2 separate regions of the Homo sapiens genome follow, and region 2 is linked to region 1. The links are chromatin contacts, found by Hi-C or POLR2A ChIA-PET in ENCODE. All regions are on one chromosome and are shown on one strand. Each heading gives the region's core, a stretch centred on a gene start or an enhancer-like site at or near the end of the contact. The rest is flanking DNA. Distances are from core to core; before and after follow the strand shown. Region 1 overlaps IFT122 (intraflagellar transport 122). Region 2 holds the start of H1-8 (H1.8 linker histone).

What was found. A loop is a pair of places that touch in the nucleus more often than their neighbours do. ChIA-PET counts read pairs that join two places held with the same protein, here RNA polymerase II (POLR2A). Pooled maps may share reads with other maps.
Region 2: a map of endothelial cell of hepatic sinusoid shows a loop between it and region 1 (4-fold over the local background). The contact joins the promoter of H1-8 here to the enhancer-like site in region 1. A Hi-C loop is called at or near these places in 26 of 168 maps with a recorded cell type or tissue (Caco-2, HepG2, Panc1 and 11 more), 2 of 37 single-sample maps with no recorded cell type and 11 of 50 pooled maps. POLR2A ChIA-PET finds 5 or more read pairs at or near these places in 5 of 52 experiments (GM12878, HepG2, activated CD4-positive, alpha-beta T cell and 2 more).

Annotation. Positions count from the first base shown.
Region 1 is chr3:129,486,218-129,492,502 of GRCh38, reverse strand. IFT122 (intraflagellar transport 122) reads right to left here. Exons shown (of 30, transcript NM_052989.3): 16 at 4,106-4,246; 17 at 309-362. Among named protein-coding and RNA genes, the nearest start is that of RHO, 39 kb to the left of the region's middle. RefSeq lists silencers at 2,141-2,210, 2,617-2,825 and an enhancer at 1,923-2,217. Within about 2 kb of position 2,107, at least 16 of the 41 ENCODE cell types and tissues checked have a DNase peak (open chromatin) inside an H3K27ac peak, as active enhancers do; they include heart right ventricle, left ventricle myocardium inferior and tibial artery, where a contact is called at or near this core.
Region 2 is chr3:129,539,289-129,545,573 of GRCh38, reverse strand. H1-8 (H1.8 linker histone) reads right to left here and starts at 2,399. Exons shown (of 5, transcript NM_153833.3): 1 at 2,268-2,399. The coding sequence starts at 2,355. RefSeq lists an enhancer at 2,359-2,860.

The sequences.
Region 1 (6,285 bases), core at 858-3,357:
GAACCTACTGAATCCTCACAGCAGCCTGTGAGGTAGGTCCAATCCCTTTTCACAGACTAGAAACCCAACCCTGGAGAGATCCGGAACCCATGTGCCTCACCCAGCTATCACACAACAGCTCACACTACCTGCTGTTGTCTCCCCCAGTGTGGCCACTCTGCCCCCGGAGCAAGGCTGTGGCCCAGATGCCCAGACGCCAGTGAGCTCTGTTCCCATGTCCTCAAGGCTCTTGCCTGTTAGAAGGGCTGCCCCTAAAACAGGAACCCCAAGTATGCCTTCTTGAGAAGGAAAAATGCTTCATCTTTTACCTCAATGCTGCTGATGAGCTCTAAATATCGGAGGTCTTGTACTCTGATGAAGGCCTGTGGCGAAGAAATAAAGAATAAAATAAGCTGTCTTCTTGGCTTCAAAAGTGGGTGATTGGCTAGGGGTGGGAAGTCAAGCTCTATCTAGACAGTGAGCCACAGAGGAGAGGAAGGGAGCAAGCACAGATTAATCATCGTGCGTGCAGGAGGTTATACCACCCAGCGAGGCATGGCTTTATCCATGGGATTGGACCATGTAAAGAACAGCAAAGACATCCCAGTTGCATCAGTCATTTTGAGATCAGGTAAAACAAAACCGTGATGCCACAGTCTGTGGCGGTGCCTCCTTGGGAGACTCTAGACCCAAAGAAGAACAAGCCGGTCTGACCCTCTGGGGGGTCACGCAGCATCACAGCAGGAGAGGATGAGATGCATGGACTGATGAGAGACTGCCTATACATCTTGGCAACATGGGTAGAATGCAGGGGACAGCTATGCCTACCCAGTGGTGCCACAGACACAGGGGACCCAGAGCCCCTGGTACCACAGAGGGAGCAGAGGAGGGGAAAGCTGAGAGGGTATAAAGACAGATTCTGGAAGAAGGTGGAGGGGTAGGGAATGAATCCCACCAAGTCTGTGGAAGGCAAACTCTTTATGTAAACCCTAAAATTGCAGCCCTTGCCTTGAACTCACAGTAAAGCCAGAGACTTTAACTCATGGACCTCTAGAAGTTTCTGAGGAACAAGCAGACTGGTGTTAGCTAAGCTAGTTTTGCTGCTTTCAGATTCTGCCCAGGGTTTGGAGGAGCACAAGCCACCAGGTCAGGCTGCTTTCAGGTGGCTTTGCTGTCACCATTTATTGCCCCATTCAAAATGGGCTGACCTGTGCCTAGAGGAGGCAGCAGCTCCAGAGCCCTTTGAACTGAACACGCAGAGCAATCCTGACCACTTGCAGCCTCTGCTCAGCAGCATGGCATCCTCCCTCCTGAAAAGACCTCGGGAGATGAGCAAGTCCCCGGCCTGCCTTGCAGGTGACCACAATGCAACTTTATCTTTTCATCCCACAGGACCAGGCTTCCTGTCAAGAGACTGAGGACCCAGGGAGAAACATGTCTCGGCCCCTGTCCCCCTCCACAATTCAGAGGTCCACATTCTAACAGGGAAAGCTGGTCAATTAAACAGATCATGACACCTCCCAGAGCTAAGAGCTCTCCAACTACGAACCACATGCCTGGAGAACACGGATGAATGGTCTGAGCATGAGCAGGGGTGGGAGGCAGCGTTAAGGGAGGCATCAGAGTCAGAACCTGGCAAACAAGTGTTTGTGAAGAGGAATTCGTAGAAAAGGGCAATGCGGGCATCACATGGGCCAAGGAACACAGGGCTAAGACTACCTGTGTCCCAAGCTGTAGGTCTTACACATCACCCTCTAGATCTGGGTTTCCTTAAAGCGCCTTGAGAGGGCAACCCTGCAAAGCCCAGCACAGTGGCCAAGAGGGAAAGGAGCATTCGAGGTCTGAGTCCTCGCTCTGAGCCTACTTCTCTGCTTCTGGGCTCCAACCATCTTCTTTGTGGAAAGGGGCCTGCTACTGACACCCTCTCAAGGGTCTTTCTAGCTGTAGCTCAGCTGTGCTAGTGTCTAGGATTTGCCCATTAATAAATCTGTTTCCGAGTTCCTTCAACCTGACACATTTTGCAGCGTCAGGGTGCCTGGTCAGAGTCACAAGGCCCCTGAATGAGCTCAGCAGAGGGAAGCCTGGGAATAGGGAGGAACCTGCAGCTCTGCTCAGGGTCTGGCGGGAGCTCAGCAGCTCTTCTCTGCCATCTAGTGGGGATGGCTGTCCATCTCTAGGAACCACTATATCCAAGCTGGTGAGCCTGAGTGCCTGGCACAGAGTAAAGAGGTGGGGTACTCGGGATTTAGATGAAATAGTAACATCCAGCCTATCTTCAATATCATGTGGCTTTTTCAAAACAGCATGTTGTACACAATAGATATATACCACATACACTTACTTTTCAACTATAGTAAATCTGGCTGGGTGTGGTGGTTTATACCTGTAATCCCAGCACTTTGGGAGGCTGAGGCAAGAAGACTGCTTGAGCCCAGGAGTTCAAGACCTGCCTGGGCAACACAGTGAGTCCCCGTCTCAATATTTAAACAAATATATAAAAATATATATATTTATAAAAATATCAGTAAACACTCATATTAAACCTTGTGGCTTTTTACAATCCTTTCTATTCTAGGGATTTGTCGTCTCCCTCCCTGCTGGCATTTCTGGGTGGGGCAGGAGAGGGAAGCTCCCTCCATAGAGATGCCTCCTCCCTCCTCTGAATTCTTTTTTTTTTTTTTTTTTAAGTCAGAGTCTTGCTCTATGGCCCAGGCTGGAGTGCAGTGGCACCATCTCGGCTCACTGCACGCTCCGCCTCCCAGGTTCACGCCATTCTCCTGCCTCAGCCTCCGGAGTAGCTGGGACTACAGGCGCCTGCCACCATGCCCGGCTAATTTTTTGTATTTTTAGTAGAGACGGGGTTTCACCGTGTTAGCCAGGATGGTCTCGATCTCCTGACCTTGTGATCCGCACACCTCGGCCTCCCAAAGTGCTAGGATTTACAGGCGTGAGCCACCGCGCCTGGCCCCTCCTCTGAATTCTTACAGCCTCCTCCATCTCCACTTTCCTACACTGAGGACATCTAAAAATATAATCTAGATCATTGTTACACAACGATCACTTCCCTTGTTTAGTAATGGCTAGCATCTGCACAACCATCCCTGATTTAAATTCCCCTTTACAACATCTCAGTTAAGCCTCATGACTGCAGCGGGCATTCTCACCACCCCCATTTCAGAACTGGGAGGACTGGGGCTCCAAGGAAAGTGGCTGGCCTGAGGTCCCAGAGCCCCTTATGTGACACAGCTCGTTCTCAGCCAGGCTTCTTAGTCCTGGTCTGGTCCAGTCTCCTCTCTTCATGCCTACAAGTCTTGATCTAACCCAAGGCGGGCATCACGTCCCTCTTTGCCACTCCTTCAATGTCAGCCCGGGAATATGGACAAAATGAGCAGCTCATTAATTGACTGTGGGGAGATAAAGAGGGAAGGGGTAGGGGAGTGGAGGTTGGAAGCCATTCCTTCCTCCATCTGAGGTTCTAGATGGAAACACAGCTCAGGAACATACCTGGGCTTTTCCTTATGTGCAGAGAGGGGTCAGATGTTTTCAGCCATCTCTCTAGCTTTCATAGACTAGGCCAGGAAAGGACACAACGAATCAAGTCCATGAATCCCGCCATGAAGGTACGTGGGAAGTGCCCACATTGCTGTCAGAATCAGAGACCTTGACCATCTCTCCCACCTTAGTTGGCAGATGCTAAGAAAAGCAGCATTGTGTGCAGCATCATGGCCAGTGACTACACCGATAATAAAAGCCGCCATTTACGGAGTGCCTGTGATGTGCCAGGCTACTAGTCAGGTGCTTCCCACAGAGAACAGCTAATAAGAGTGACAGCCAGAATCTGACATGCTGCTCCTGGGTCAGGCTTTACAGGCATCCTCCCATTTGATCCTCACAGCTTTGTGAGGATGGGGCCTGTCATCATCCTACGTCTATAGAGAAGCAATCTTAGAAAGGGTGTCACCTACCCAGGCCCACAGTGAGGAAGTGGCTAAGATACAAGCCCAGGTCAGCCTAACTCCAGAGACTGCTGCAGTCTATGGCCTCTCCGTGCCACCTGGGTCCCCATCTGCCTTCTTAAGGGACCCCACAAGGACCAAACTCCAGCTCCTGCTGGCTAGATGCTTACCTTCTTTGCTGTTTCAAAATCTAAACCTTCTAGCGCTTCCATGGCCAGTTCACGCCAATCAGTGTCTGTGACACCCAAGCAAGCAATCTGGTAGGCTTCCTTGAACAGTTTCCTATCCAGGTACTGGTACATGGGAGCGGACTGCAGGATTTCATCAAGGGAAAAAAAGAAGACTGTTTTCAGAGCCATGGAAAGAACCAGATGCATACAGAGCCTGCCTCCAGATGCGTGGGATGATTACCCATGCCTGGGGAGCAGCCCTGCAGCCGCCAATCAGCACCCTGCCCAGCCTGCCCAGCCCACCCTGTGTGCTCCATCCTGCACCTCTCTCATGACTGGGCTACTGTGCTCCACAGCACAAACTCTCTGCCCATCCTCCCCTCCTTCCCACCTACAGGCCTGCCTCGCCATAGGATGTCACCCTCACCTGGAATGCCTTTGCCCCTCCCCACTCTGCCTCTGGAAAATACCTATTTGGCTTTCAAGGCCCTGTTGAAATGTCACCTCTTCTGCAGAGTCCTCCCAAGCCCCTCAAGCCCCCACCCCAGGGGAAAGAGTCTCAGCTTCCTCTGCCCTTTGTCCAGATCGCAGGTTGTGCCGCAGTTACAGGCCTGTTCCCACAGCAAAGCCGTGCACAGCCGTGGGCAGTGGTGGGTTGTATCGGCCTCCCTCAGCAGAACCCCAGTCTACGTTTGCTGACACAATGAATGAGTTCGTGGGAGGAAGCGGTCTGGAATGGCCTCTTCTTCCAGGGACTGAGTCCAAGAAAGGTAAGTGATTTGCTCCAAGTTACCCTGGAAGCCTCTGGAAACAGCTCTCCTGATCCCTGCCCTGGGGACAGATGCCCTCCTACAAGATGGGGTTGCCTTGCTGTGAGTGCCCATGAATAGTTCCTAACGACTTCTCTTTCTTAGGTTTATAAAAGGCTTTTGGCTGTCCCCACAGTCCTGTGCAGTAGGTATTATTTCTCCCTGGCTACAGCCCAGGAGACCGAGACTCAGAGAGGACAAATGACCTGTCCCAGCAAATAGCTGGCAATAGCCAGAGGTGACTGGACTCCAGGTTCTGTGCCCCTTCCTGCCACATGTATGCACGCGTGTATATGTGCATATGTGCGTGCAGGCCTGAGAATGAGTCTTGAGTTGGGCCATGACATCTTTAACAAGGAAAGGCCTTGCCCTTGTTTTAGGCCAGCCAGTGTGCTTCAGTGGCCTGCATCTCTCCTGGCTTCCTGGGCAGGGAAGAGAAATCAGCCAGGACCTCTGTGCTAATGGTTCCCAAATGTGGAGCTTGAAGTATTGTTTTCTCCATTTGGGGCTTTTGTCTGTCTTTGAAATTTCCAGTCCCATTTTTTAGCTTTAGAATTGAAGGAATTTTTTTTATTTTGAGTCTGTCTACTCTCAGAGCAAAACATGGCTGCTTCCAAGTGCTTATCTTTTCCACCATGCCATCTCTCCTCATTGGCACATTAAATGCTCCCTTTAGCGGGGCAGCAGGCATAGGCTACGGAGCAGGTGACCTAGAACCCAGGCCAGGCTCAGCCACATCCTAGGCTGGTGACTTTTTGGGTAAATCCATTAACTTCTGTTTAGATGTCCTGCCCAGCTCAGGCTACCATGGGCAAAGGAGAGATGTGCTCCAAAAATAATGAAGCACTGGGCAAAATGCAGGCATGATCATTACCTTCACTGTATTTTCTCAGCACCAGCTCCTCACCATCTCCCAGGCTCTCCAGTCTTGTTCCTACCCCCACCTTTCCCTTTGTTTGAAAAGCTTCCCTGCTCCACTCTTCCTTTCCAGACCTCTCAGGGCTCAGATCAAGTTTCACCATCTCCTGGAAGCTTTCTCAAACTCCTGAAAGCTTTTCTTAAAGCACACAATGAGCTTTCCTTTCTAAAGTCCGTCAGTAAGTACAGCCTGTTGCAATTTAGTTGTGTTTTGTGGTTTTTGCTATTTTATGAGTCAGTAATAAGGAGAAATAATAATAGAAATTTGGCTTGACGAAACCTGAAAGATGGGTATAATTAACCCCATTTCACAGAAAAGAAATGAGGCCCCAAAGAGTGAAATGAGTTGCTCTAGTTACAGCTGCTTGAGATGGCAGAGTCAGGACTGAAAGCTGGTGCTCCTTCCCCGAACCACACCAACTGCTTGCCATGCTGACTGCCCCGTGAGTGGGA
Region 2 (6,285 bases), core at 1,150-3,649, 53 kb before region 1:
TACTGGTTTTCTTGAAGTGATGAAAATATTCTAAAATTGATTATAGAGATGGATACACAACTCTGAGTATACCAAAAGCCATTGTACACTTTAAAGGGTGAATTGTATTGTATGGGAATTATTTCTCAATAAGGTGTTATAAAATAGTTGCAAATGAAGTGGGATCAAGGGTGGGGGAAGCATGAGAAGTTGTCAGTCACCATGAAATGCATAAAAGGGATTTAAATATGAAACCGGATTTAAATGTGGTGAATGGAAATGTTGATTTCTGATCAATCTGCAGAATTTAAAGACTTAAATTCTGGGCAATATCGTGAGACCTCGACTCTACGAAAATCTTTAAAAATGAGCAGAGTGTGGTGGTGTGTGCCTATAGGCCTAGCTACTTGGGAGGCTGAGGTGGGAAGATTGCTTGAGCCTGGGAAGTGGAGACTGCAGTGAGCTGAGATCACACCACTGCACTCCAGCCTGGGTGACAAAGCAAGACCCTGTCTCAAAAAAAAAAAAAAAATTGGCTATATTAAAATTTTTTTTCAATAGAAAAAAAAAACCATGAAACTCTAGATCTAGAGCAAAATTATAAAGAGACCTAATCACTTCGACCCCTGTTGGGTCCTGGCCATGACGAGCCCAGTGTGGGAATATTCATTTGGGGGCCAAAGGCGTTGAGCTGGTGTAGTCCTGGGTCACTCCCGGGTTCTCGGGAGTTTCATTCTTCCCTCTAGGCCTCAGTCTTCCCATCCGTACAGTGGGGACGGGGGCCTCTAAGGAGGTCTGAGCCCTCCCAGCTGCAGTGCTACAGGGCTTCCCAAGGGTCTTCGCTTGGCCTGACTTCACGAGCAGCTCCAACCCCTCCTCTGCTTCCCCCAGACCATGTCTGTCCCAGAGAGCCACCCCCAGGAGTCCTCCCTCAGGTCTGTTCCCTCTCATCCCAGCCCCTCATTCGGCAGCTATTCCATGCCTGCTGTATACCAGGATGTCCAGAACAGAGCTCAGCCCCCCAAATCTGCCCCTCCTCTCTCTTCCAGGAATGCCCCATGCCCCCACTGCCCATACCTACCCAACATCCAAGCAAGAACTGGGGGCATTCTGGGCCCTTTCCTCCTCACCACACCCACTCGAGGCCTCCCCATAGGCTTTTCTCTCCATATTCTGGCCTCTCCTCTCCAACTCCCCAGCCCCAGCCTCCTCCCCACTGCCTCTTCCCCACCGCATGCATTCTCCTCGCTGTATCTCACACCCCTCACCTCCCTGCTTGAAACCGTCCATGGCTCCCTGTTCAAGATAAAAGTTGACCTAACTGAAGACCGCCTTGGAGGCCCTCCCACTGCTCCCCTAGCACTGCCCCAGCACTTCCCTCCTTCCCAGAAGGAAGATGCAGCTTCCGAGACAAGCTGCTGGTGCGCTGGCCTCTGGGCCTTAGCCCATGCCGTTTCCTCTGCCTGGGCTGCCTCTCTCCTCCCGGTCATGCAGGCTGCTCTCACTCATCCTTCAAGGCTCAAAATGCACCTTGGTTTGGACACCTCTGACTTCCCAGTTAACTCTGCCCTTTTACTTCTCGGCACCTGGACCCCCTCCCTATCTCCCTAGGTGTCTTGGCAAATAGAACACTTCCCCCGGCTGAGGCACACCCATCCTTCAGGGTCACCTCTTCTAGGAAGCTTTCCCTGACCTCCCAGAGTGGGTTAGAGGACTCCTCTGGGCTCCTCCAGCTCTGGATTACCGCCACTGAAGCACACATCACATTAGCAAACAGCAACAAGCCATGGGCCAGGCTTCCCCATCAGACCGGGAGGTCCTCGAGGGAGTGAACTGGGCCTGGTTTGCCTCGGTGCACCCTCATGTCCAGATAAACCCTGAGGTGTTTTTTGGTTGAAAATCGGAATGCCTAGCCCTGCATAAAATGCTCCTGCCCCAGTCCCTCCAACTAGCTGCCCACAGCTGCAGCCTGGCTACGGGCTACGGTCCCAGCAGGAAACGGGCTCCAGCTGGAAGGCCCTGTGGCTCTTCCCTGAGCGAGGCCGGCCCCAGCCCCCAGGCCCTACCTGGCCTTGCTACCTGTAGATCAGCTCTTCAGCCAAAAGGCAGTTGAGCTCAGCAGCTTGGTGCTGGGTGGGTGCTGGGTGAGTGCTGGGTGAGTGCTGGGTGGGTGCTGGGTAGGTGCTGGGGCCAGGCTGGGAAAGAACGAGAAGCAGGGGTGGAGCATCAAAGGCAACCCAGGGAGTGGGCTCGCAGGGATGAGGGAGGAGCTGCCTCCTCTTGCTCACCTGGCTTTTCAGATTCAGGAGACCTGGATGATCCTGCTGTGGAAGTCGAGGAGGGTGAGATGTCGCTGGTGACGCTCCCAGGAGCCATGAGACCGACAGGTGCAGCCAGCAGACCCCTCACCCGGGTGTGAGGCTGCTGGGCCTGCCCACTAGGCTTATATACCAGCAGCCCACCCCCACCACTCCAATCAGCCCTGATTGGGCTGGGAGTGCTCCAAGCTGCTGACTGGGGCTGGAGGTGTGGAATGGGGCACAGCATCCTGCCTTCTGTAGGGAGCCCCAGCTGGACTACCCACTCCTGTGTAAGCTTGGGGGTGTCGCTTGACTTCTCTGGGTCTCAGTCCCCATGGTGCAATGTTGGGAGCTGAGATGCTTGATCTCGCCTGTGCCCTCTGCCCACCAGGGGCTGGAGATGCTGATGAGGAATTGGGGTCACCTGTGTTGTCAGGGAGGCCGCTGAGGCGGCCCTCTAATCCTACCAGGTGGGCAATGGGCTGCCCCACGCCACTGCTGGCCTCAATTTCTCAAAAAGTAGCAGTTGGAGGCAGCCCAACTGCTACTTTTGCCCAGAGCACATGCCCCTCAATCAGAGTAGCCCCTTCTGAGGCCAGCCAGGCTCTCTGGGCCTATGCCCTCCTTTGGTTTTGTTTTTAAAGAAATAAATCAATAACGGAGGATGCTTCACAAAAGTCTTCATAGATAAGGACAACATCCACTGGGACAATGGACAAAGAATATAAACAGGCAATTCACCAGCCTAAAGGGTGAGGAACAGAAACAGGAAAATGGACACTCAACTTCCTTGGCATTTGAGAAAATTCAAATTGAAACAATGGTGAAATACTACTTTTTCCCATCAAATTGACAGACAAAAAAAAAAAACTTTCCAAGCAAACACCCAAGGCCTGGCTAAATCACACCCTTTCTGCAGAATATTCTGCAGCCATCTAAAATGACAAGGTGGGCTGGTGCGGTGGCTCAGGCCTGTAATCCTAGCACTTTGGGAGGCTGAGGTGGGCGGATCACCTGAGGTCAGGAGTTTGAGACCAGCCTGGCCAACATGGTAAAACTTCATCTCTACTAAAAATACAAAATTAGCTGGGCGTGGTGGTGTGCACCTGTAGTCCCAGCTACTTGGGAGGCTGAGGCAGGAGAATCACTTGAACCTGGGAGCTGGAGACTGCAGTGAACCAGGATCGAGCCATTGCACTCCAGCCTGGGCAACAAGAGCGAAACTGTGTCTCAAAAATAAGTAAATAAAAATAAAATAAAATAATATAATATAATATAAAATGACAAGATGGATTAAAACAAGGATGAGAGGCCAGGCATGGTGGCTCATACCTGTAATCCCAGAACTTCGGGAGGCTGAGGCAGGAGGATCGCTTGAGCCCAGGAGTTCAAGACCAGCCTAGGCAAAAAAGTGAAATCCTGTCTCTACCAAAAAATACAAAAATTAGCTGGGCATGGTGGTGTGCACCTGTAGTCCCAGCTACCTGGGAGGCCGAGGCAGGAGGATTGCTTGAGCCTGGGAGGTCAAGGCTGCAGGGAGCTGTGATCACACCCCTGCACTCCAGCCTGGGCTACAGAGTAAGACCCTGCCCCCCCCAAAAAAAAGGGGGAGGGAAAGAAAAGAAAACAAACAAGAATGAGGCTGTATTTCACACTCAGCAAAATGACAAAGATGTAAGTGTCTATCAATAGTGAGTGACTAGGATTCAAGGAAAGTATAGCTGCTGGGGGGTGGGGAGTGAGCTGGTAGCCGCCTTAGAAAGCAATTCAGCGATGTTTCATACAACTAAGGAGGGACTCACTCCACAACCCACCTATTCCACTCTAGGCGTAGATCTGAGACAAACATATACACTTACGTGCAAAGATGTTTATTTCAATCTTAGCAGAAATTCAAAACAACATAAATGCCCATCAGGTGGAGAGTGAACAAGTAAACTGTGGCCTATTCGCACAGTGGAGTAGTATGCAGTAGTGAAAAGGAGTGAACCAGAATGTATCGGAGAGTACACCCCAACTACTGAGAAGACAAAACTTGCGTGTGTGTGTGTGTGTGTGTGTGTGTGTGTGAAGGCACAATAGTTCTTTTTAATTTTTAAAAAATTTTTTTGTTTTTTTATCTTACCAGTCACAAGCAGTAGAAAAAAGTTCTGAATGGATTCATACCAAGGTAATAGTAGAAGTGGTTACCTCTGAGGAAGGGATGGGTTTTAAACAGCATACATTCTTCTCTAGGTAGTCTCTTTATTGTGGAATTTTCCCAGAGGGCTCTCCATCACCAGAGATCTGGACTCGGGGAGGCTGTGGTCATCAAAGTGTTCTAAAGTGAAGTCAGATTTCACTCCCCCGCTTAGCATCCTGCATGGCTCCCCACTGCCCGTGGGTGAAAGTTCATGCTCTTCAGTCTGACTTAAGGAGCCTCCTCCCCGCTTGAATCCCACAATTCACCCACACTGCGGCTCCTGGAATGGGCCATGTGCTGATATCGGGCCCCTTTTGTCTCCTCTGTGTGTGTTGAATTGATGCAGAACTGCCCCCAATTTTTCACTCCTGCCCATTTGCAATGTAACTTTGCAACCCCTCTCACATTTCTTGTTTGTTTGTTTGTTTTTTGAGACAGGGTTCCACTCTGTCGCCCAGGCTGGAGTGCAGTGGTGCAATCATAGCTCACTGCAGCCTCGACCTTCTGGGCTCAAGTGATCTCCTACTTCAGTCTTCCAAGTGGCTAGGACTCAGGCACATGCCACTATGCCTGGCTAATTAAAAAAAAAATATATATATATATATATATATATATATATATATATATATATATATATATATATACACACACACATACATATATATATGTGTATATATATGTATGTATATATATTAGAAATGGAGTCTTGCCATGTTGCCCAGGCTGGTCTTGAACTCCTGGCCTCAAGTGACCTCCCACCTGGCCTCCCAAAGTGTAGGGATTACAGGCATGAGCCACTGCACCTGGCCCCTCCCACATTTCTTAAGTCTGAGTGGATTCCTTAAATCTTATGACTTGCTTTGACCAATAGCAGAAATGATGGTATGCCAGTCCCATTGCCATGTTAACTAGCTCCTAGCTAGCCTGCCAGATGCTGAGGCCTATGGCCATCACCCCTGTTACCCAGCCATCTGAGGGTCAACCAGCCAGTCCCCAGCCAACCCTCCAGTTGACCACAGATGCTTGAATGAACCCAGCCGAAATTGACCAAGCTTGGTTCAGATCAGCAGATCTGCCTGGCTGATCCAGAGTCATGAATGATATGCAGCTTGTTGTTTTAAGCCATGAAGTGTTGGGGTTGTCTGTCTTGCCGTACAAGTCAATTGATACACTTGGCCTTAGAAAGCCCCTCTGTATGCACTGCCCCCCCTTCTCTGGACTCTTTCCCACTCATCTTTTGGCCTCAGAGTAGATGCCGCATCTTCAGAAAAGCCTTCCCTGGCCTCTAGAAGGTTAGGGGCCCCTCCTCTGGGCTCTGCCAGGCCCCAGCCTTGCTCCTGGAGAGCCTCAAGCGCTCTGAATCGCAGCTCTGCTTCCGTGTCTCCAGCCTTTGCGCTCTGGTTGAGGAGCAGGGCTGTATCTGTCTTGTTCCTGGTGGTATCCCTGGTGCCCAGCACAGCACCTGGCACACGGTCGGTGCTCAGTACCCATTACTGTGATACCTGGAGGTCCCAGTGCTGGAGGCCTGAAAACCCTCTTCCGGGACTATGCTGGAGCAGAAGACGAAGCAAAGAGGCAAATGGAAGTTGGCACAAGTGGGGGCAGCAATTTTGATCACATTTATGGGACACTTCCAAGAACTGAGAAGTAGAGCAACACTCAGTGATAGAAACATTCCCACGAGCTTCTTCCGAAACCATGCTCCCGGCTGTGCCAGGATCAAGTTTCGCATTTGAAGGGAAGAAGCTCTAAAATGTGCTGCATGATCTAAAAATTCCTCTAGAGGATTGCCTTTTTACAGGGAAATGGTAATTCTGAGCATCA